2 separate regions of the Homo sapiens genome follow, and region 1 is linked to region 2. A link is a contact called in ENCODE Hi-C or POLR2A ChIA-PET data. All regions are on one chromosome and are shown on one strand. The core of a region is the stretch at or near the end of the contact, and the rest is flanking DNA. Distances in the headings are between cores, read along the strand shown.

What was found. A loop is a pair of places that touch in the nucleus more often than their neighbours do. ChIA-PET counts read pairs that join two places held with the same protein, here RNA polymerase II (POLR2A). Pooled maps may share reads with other maps.
Region 1: a loop to region 2 is called in a pooled map, with 2.4 times the contacts of the local background. The contact joins the enhancer-like site here to the promoter of ACOT8 in region 2. A Hi-C loop is called at or near these places in 4 of 50 pooled maps. POLR2A ChIA-PET finds 5 or more read pairs at or near these places in 2 of 52 experiments (OCI-LY7 and activated naive CD4-positive, alpha-beta T cell).

What each region holds. Positions count from the first base shown.
Region 1 is chr20:46,003,278-46,007,048 of GRCh38, forward strand. No RefSeq gene overlaps it. Among named protein-coding and RNA genes, the nearest start is that of MMP9, 3.7 kb to the right of the region's middle. RefSeq lists enhancers at 735-1,386, 1,387-2,038. Within about 2 kb of position 2,099, at least 4 of the 41 ENCODE cell types and tissues checked have a DNase peak (open chromatin) inside an H3K27ac peak, as active enhancers do.
Region 2 is chr20:45,855,833-45,859,711 of GRCh38, forward strand. It overlaps ACOT8 (acyl-CoA thioesterase 8), which reads right to left and starts at 1,560. Exons shown (of 6, transcript NM_005469.4): 1 at 1,356-1,560. The coding sequence starts at 1,483. It overlaps ZSWIM3 (zinc finger SWIM-type containing 3), which reads left to right and starts at 1,782. Exons shown (of 2, transcript NM_080752.4): 1 at 1,782-2,148. The coding sequence starts at 1,994.

The DNA of each region.
Region 1 (3,771 bases), core at 849-3,348, 150 kb after region 2:
GCTGGCTACTTTGAGGATTTTTTCCAAATATCAAAAACAATATTTTATTTTATTTATTTATTTTGAGACACAGTCTCCGGAGTCTCGCTCTGTCGCCCAGGTTGGAGTGCAGTAGCGCGATCTCAGCTCACCGCAACCTCTGCCTCCTGGGTTCAAGTGATTCTCCTGCCTCAGTCTCCTGAGTAGCTGGGATTACAGGCATGCACCACCATGCCCAGCTTATTTTTGTGTTTTTAGTAGAGACGGGGTTTCACCATGTTGGCCAGGCTGGTCTTCAACTCCCGATCATAGGTGATCCAACTGCCTCTGCCTCCTAAAGTGCTGGGATTACAGGTGTGAGCCACCGCACCCGGTCAAAATCAATATTTTAAATGTGTATTTTGGGACTGCGCCTGCTTTGCTGGGACCCCAAGCATATTCTTACCTGCCAGTGGGCAACCCAGTGTCAAAGGAACCGGTCCCAGGCCCATTCTCTTTCACCTCCATTTTCACATCTCTCCCTGCACAGCACCATCCCTTCTTGTAGACAAGAACTTCTCACCTTAAATAAAACTCCACTTGAGGCTGGGCACGGTGGCTTACGCATGTAATCTCAGCACTTCGGGAGGCCGAGGCGGGTGGACTGCTTGAGGCCAGGAGTTTAAGACTAGCCTGGGCAACGTGGCGAAACCCTGTCTCTACAAAAAAACAAAAATTAGCTGAGCTTGATGGAGCACACCTGTAGTCCCAGATACTCAGAAGGCTGAGGTCGAAGGATGGCTTGAACCCAGAGGCGGAGGCTGCAGTGAGCCTAGATCACATCATTGCACTCCAGCCTGGGTGACAGAGTGAGACCCTGACTCAAAAAAAAAACCCCAAAAAACAAAAAAACCTCCACTTGACTGTTCTCTGCCCTACCAGCTACCTCACTCTTATTTTCCTTTTTTATCTCCAACTTTTCTTTCCTACAGATTTCAGCCAAATAACTCACATCTGTTCCCTCTGTTGGTTCCTAAACATAACTCCTCCAGCCTGGCTTCTGGGCAATCACCCCTCCCTGCCCCTAGACTGCTGCCCCCATGGACTTCCTTTTTGCGAGAGCCAGTGACCTGATCTTAGCACGGGATTGGGAGTCAGAAGGCCTAGGCAGCTGGTCACTCACCAGCTGTGTGACCGTGAGCAACTTAAAGCACTTCTCTGAGCCATGGGTATGAACGTTAATTTGCAAAGTTGAGATGAGAGCATTAGAGTAATAGAATCATAATAGCTAAACTGTGTGTGTGTGTGTGTGTGTACCTGCTAAGAGCCAGGCACTGTGCTGAGAATTTGCCATGTATAATCACATTTAATCCCCACTACAACACCTCCAAATGAGGTCTGCTTCTTTCCCCACTTTACAAATGAGAAAAGGGAGGCACAGAGAGGTAAAGTGATTTGCCTAAAGTCCCACAGCCCATAAATGATAGGTAGTAGAATATGAACCCAGGAGGTCTGATTCCAAAATTTATGCCCTATGGCTTCCTTACTGACGGTGCTCAGTACAGATAAGTGGGAGGTGTGACTTGGTGTTAATAGGGACTCTAAGAGTCAGTGTGGGAATTGCCATTCCCCTGAAGCTAGGGATGGCAGGTGTGTTTGTGGGTTGGGGGTGGGGTACTTGAGTGATGCTCTCCCCTGAGGCAATGTCTTGCAGGATACACACCTTTCTACTTCATCTCAGATTTCAGTGTCTCCTCCACATCCTGCCAGAGCCTCTCTGGCCTGGCTGCCCCTCCCCTCTCTGGCAGGTTTGGGAGAAAGAGGCTTGGAGTTCCCCCATCCTAGATAGCGGGACAGATTCCTCATCTCGTGAGGCTGACCCTGATCTGGGGGCCTGTTATTAATAATGGCCTGCAGGGCTGTGTCATCCAGCTAGTGATTCAGGACTCCAGGGTCAGCACCCTCCCCATCCTGATGGAGCTACCTCAGTGAGGGGCTTAGAGTCTAAGCTATGACTCTACGTGAGGGTATATGCTGTTCTCTGCCTGCACTCCCAGGGTCTTGGCTAAACTCTATTGTGGTATTAAAAAGAGAGGCTGGGGGAAGTGGGGAAGGGGATGTGGTAACCAGAACCACTTCCTGCCACTGCAGTGTTGAAAGCCAAGCTCTGTCCAAGTTCCCCTTGATGGGGGTTGGGGAGCCAGGAGGTAAAGGAGGAAGTTGATGGGAGTTGGGGGGGATGTTAAAAAAAGGAGGATTCTTATTTGGATTGACTCCAGGAATCAAGATCTGGGTTTCCTGGCTGCTCTCTCCCTGCTCCCATTTGGTAAAAAACAGCGGCTGTCCTGAAGGTGGTCCTAATTAGCATAGCAGTGAACACTTATTATCATGTGCCAGGCACTTTATATTTGCTAACACTTTGAGCCTTACAACCACCCCATGAAGGAAGCACTATTATTACTCCAATTTTACAGATGGGGAAACTGAGGCACTGAAATGTTGTGTCAGTTGCCCTTGTCACACAGCAAGTCAGTGGCAGAGCTGAGATTTGAACTTAGGCAGCCTGGCTCCAGAGTGCAGGCTCTTGCTCTGTGACCACTCTGAGCCTCAGTTTCCTCATTGCATGATGAGGGTAATTGGAATACATAAATCCACTTTCCTTTCTTGATGCCTGATTCTCTGGTAATTAATTATTCATTCAATTTCTCCCCATGCTGAACTCTCAGATCCATGAACAATGAGACAAAGGCTATCTTGGTCACTACTTGTATTCCCAATTCTTAGCATAATGATTGGCCTAGAAAAACTCAACTAGAATGTGTTGAGTAAATGGTCTTTAAAAGGTCTGAAGATCATCAACAATGGTTTGAGTATCTGATAAAAGTTTTAGACCCTTTACATAGAAAAATCAACATATACCAGTAGCTGGGGGTGAGTCTGCCCCTCCCACTCACCCAGGGTACATTTGGCAATGTTTGGTAACATTTCTGGTTGTCACAACTGGCAGGGGGAGGTGCTACTGGCATCCAGTGGGTAGGGGTCAGGGACGCTGCTAAACATCCTACAATGCACACGACAGCCCCAAGTGCCAATAGTGCTAAGTTTGAGCTATGTGACATACATACATAGATATGTATTGTATGTCATGTTTGGTACCATTGATGGCAAGTGGGGGGTAGTTAACGGATTTTCCTAAAAGCCCGTGTCTGCCACCCAGATGAAGATCCTCCAGATTGGAAGATCTGTTCCTCTAAACTCATATTACTCTATGACCTCACATTCCCGAGTCTAGAATCTAGTTCCTCCTGGGTCCCCTGTCCTAGCCTCTGATTCCCTAAATGCCTGGGCCTCCTCTCTTACCTTCAGTGGGTAGCAGGGGACCAGAGGAGAAGCATCCAGGTTTTATGTGCTGCCCCTGTCACCGCATCCACCTACCCACTTCTATACCTGGGTCATCACAGTTCCCTGTAAATGGTAATAAAGATGAAAAGCTTCAGAGCCAGGCAGTTCTGGGCTTGAACACTAGTTCTGTGGATTAACTCGCTCTGTGATCACAGGCAAATTCCTTAACTCTCTGAGCCTTAGTTTCCCCCTCTGAAAACAGGAGGGATACTCATTAAACTTACCTTACAGGTGGTGAGGATGAAACGAGAGGCTTATAGAGAACTTATTACGGTGCTTGACACAGTAAATCTCAAAAAATGCATTATTATTATTATGGTTCAGAGGTAAAGTGACTTGCCCAAGGTCACATAGCTGGAAAATGGCAGAGCCGGGATGGAAATCCAGGACTTCGTGACTGCAAAGCAGATG
Region 2 (3,879 bases), core at 310-2,809:
GATGAGAAAACTGCAGCTTGGCCCCAGAGATGAAAATGCTTGCCCAGAATGTAGGCCCATTGGAAGCTGAATAATTATGTCTCTAGCCTCCCACGTCCCAGCTGTTTGGCATTTTCTGTAACAATGAGTTATGAACAGCCCTCCATGACCTGGCAGGTGGCTCTCGCCTGTAATCAATCCCAGCACTTTGGGAAGCCGAGGTGGGAGGATCGCCTGAGCCCATGAGTTCAAAACCAGCCTGGGCTCCAAAGTGGGGCCTCATGTCTACTAAAAATAAAAAAGTTAGCTGGATGTGGTGGCAAGCGCTTATGGTCCCAGCTAAACGGGAGACTGAGGCAGAAGGGTCACTTGGGCCCAGGAGGTCGAGGTTGCAGTGAGCCATGTTCGTGCCACTGCACTCCAGCCTGGACAACAGGGCCAGATCTTGTCTTCAAAAACAAAAATCAAATAGCCCTCCAAGAAGTTATTTACAATTCCTTAAGTGGAAGGAAGGGAGCTCAAAGTAAGATAACTTCCAGTAAAGCCAGGAGAAGCCTTGGAGGTCAAAGCTGTTAGAAGCCTTGCTGCAGGGGGCTGGGCGCGGTGGCTCATGCCTGTAATCCTAGCACTTTGGCAGAGGTGGGCAGATTACAAGGTCAGGAGTTCGAGACCAGCCTGGCCAACACGGTGAAACCCCGTCTCTACTAAAAGAAGTTAAAAAATTAGCTGGGCTGTGGCGCGCCTGTATGTCCCAGCTAATCAGGAGGCTGAGGCAGGAGAAATGCTTGAACCCGGGAGGCGGAGGTTGCACTGAGCCGAGATCGCACCACTGCACTCCAGCCTGGGCAACAGAGCAAGACTCCGCCTCAAAGAAAGAAAGAAACCCTTGCTGCAGTCAAGAACTTCAGCGATGCTGGGAAAGAAAAAAACATGCTTAGGCCTCAGAATAAGTAATGAGAAACCAGACCCACCAAATGGTACTGGGGGCGGGATATTGTGAGAAGAAAAGGATACTGAAGACACAAGGAGCTGCGGCGTCGGTTTTAAGGCTGATCCATCAGCTGTGTGCCCTTGGGCAAATCACTGCCCTCTCTGGGCTAGCTCCCCCGTGAAGGCTTAGGGCAGGCTGCCGAGCAGGGTCTCTCAGGTCACCACTATATTTGCTCAGCTGTGCAGACCTCGCAGCGCGGAGAGGAAGGGAGGAAGCCAGAGCAGAGAGGACAGCTCTGTTGGGGGCGAGTTCTCTCCTAATCGTGGCAGAGGGTGCATCCCACGCAGAGCCATACTAGTCCCGGAGCCAGGGGCCCCGGGCGGCGGCAGTCAAGATCAAGTTTCTGCCCTAAAGGAGGGGATGCTGGGCAGGAGCTGCCGGCTACCTGAAGAGATCCTCGTCCAGCGGCTCGAGGTTGAGCACGGTCGTGACCAAGACGCTACGGAGGTCCCCAGGGGGATCGCCGCGGTCGCCACAGCCCTGCCCATCTTCTGGGGCCTGCGGGGACGACATCTAGTTCAATGCTGCAGGCCCTGCACACCCGCTCCGCGGAAGACGCGGAGACATACACAGAACCTGACTCTTCCGGCAGATTGCCCTAGTAACCGGAAGTCTCCTGCAGACCCCGGGAAGGAGGAATCTAGGTTATGATTGGTCAGGACTCCTGTCAGTCCGCTGGTGGCTGTGGCCCTCTTTCTCTAGCAATTGGAGAAAATGAATGCCAATCTGCGAATCCTGTGTGTGACTGGATATGTCGCTGAGGAGGCGGAACCTCGGGACTGGATAATATGGACTGAGTGTCATTTCCCCTGTCAGATAGCAAATACACCCCCTTCCTCTTGTAACCCGGTCAGGCCTAGGGTTCCTCCCTGAGTTCCAGAATAGGCCACCCAGTTGGGGCGGACCCTTAAGGCATTCTGGGCCCACGCCTGCCTATAAACCCTCATAGTGTGACCTTTGACCCCTGGTGTGATCTTGGGCCCGGGCTGGGACCAGCCCCTAGTGTGGGTTGTGGGGGCGGCCATGGAGCTGGGCAGCTGCTTCAAGACCTATGAGGACTTCAAGGAGTGCTTCAGCGCCTACAAAAGGGAGAACAGGTGCTCCTTCATTCTCAGGGACTGCGTCTCCGTCCGCTTCCACAACCTCAACCATGGCACCTCCATCCGCGAAGACATCCTGTAAGGGCGGGCGGGGCGGGGCGGGCCAAGAGGGTGGGGAGGAGGCTGGACCTCCGGAGGGCTGCCTGGAGGAGGAGGGGTGCATAGGCACGCATTGGGCTGCGTGGCCATTCATTCAACAGGCACTCATTGAGCACCTGCTGTGTGCCTTGTGAAGAGAGCTAAGCCTCCACGGCCATTGGTTTTTGACCACCCACTCCACTTTCACTCCATTCACAGGCTTTTCTGGAATTTATAACTGCAGTTTCTCCCATTGTTTTGAGCAGCTGCAGCAACCCAAATACAAAGTATGGCTTTCATAAACGGATAAAAACACCTTGGCGATAATTTCCTTCATCAGTCTCCTCTTTACAAAACAGTCACATGGTCGTTGGAATGTTCGTTCATTCATTCATTCAGTTTTTAGTTCTTATATATTTGTTGAAACAGGGTCTCACTCTGTCCCCCAGGCTGGAGTGCAGTGGCACAATCAGCTCACTGAGCCTTCAACTGCTGGGCTCAAGCGATCCTCCCACCTCAGCCTCTCAAGTAGTTGGAACTGGAGGTGCACGCCACCATGCCTGGCTAATTATTTGATTTTGTACAGACTGGGTCTTGTTATGTTGGCTAGGCTGTTCCCAGACTCCTGGACTAAGCGATCTTTCGGCGTCTCAAAGTGTTAGGATTACAGGCATGAGCCACTATGCCTGGTCTATTCATTCATTTTGTAAATGGTTTTTGAGCTCCTTATATTAACCGTTTTCAAACACTTTCCATGTGCCAGGCAGTGTTCTCTATGCATGCTTTACCCTGCAGGGCTTTTTTTTCAGAATTATAGATAAATGTTATTTTTTTGCATTTGACAGATGAGAAGATTTGACAGATGAGAAGTCAGGCTTAGAGGTTAAGACAGGAGTTGAAAACTCAAATGCCTTCAGGGATTAGGTGAAACAACCCAATGTAAGAAAGTTTTAACTTTGAATTTTACTTTAAGAAAAAGAATGATGAAATAGCAACCAACACCAGGTCTTTGTGCTAGGGACAACAGAAGTGTGAAATGGGCCAAATGGAGAGTAGATGCCATCTAATCAGCTCCAGCTGATGGCTGCCATATGAAAATAAAGATCTAGTGTTGCCAGAATTTTGGGCAAGAGTTGTCAGAAATCCACACTTTATGTGGATTTTCCCATTTAAAAAAATTGAATCAGTTCAAATTTTAACTCAGAGCATGCGGGCCAACTCAGAGTTAAAGCATATCCGAGTTTGAGACTTGGATTGAGATGCTCAACCAAAGCTCCTCAATTAGACAGCCAGGCTATATTCTTTCCACTGTTCTGAAGTCCAGTGCTATGCTGGGTATAGGTGACATAAAGATGAATAAGTGTTCAAACTATCCCCAGAGAACTAGGATAAACTTGAACTCAAGCAAACTGGTGTGTGATAAATGCTTTAAAAGGAATGTGGAAAAAAAAAAAAAAAAAGAAATGTACGGAGAAAGAAATGAATGACAAATGCCTGGGAGGTGGGGGAAGTCTTCACACTGGAATTGATGGTTTCCCTGGGCTGTGAATGAATGTAGAGTGCTAGAGTAGATCTGTGGTTAATTACTGAGTACCATGGAGGCATTTGACCAGAAGTTGCTGTGCAGAAGGACCTACAGGAGCAAAGACAAAGATACATGAAAGAAGGTTGGCATGTTAGAGTAACAGTGAGGGATACCATGTTTGGCAGGAGATGAAGTCATTTGCAGTC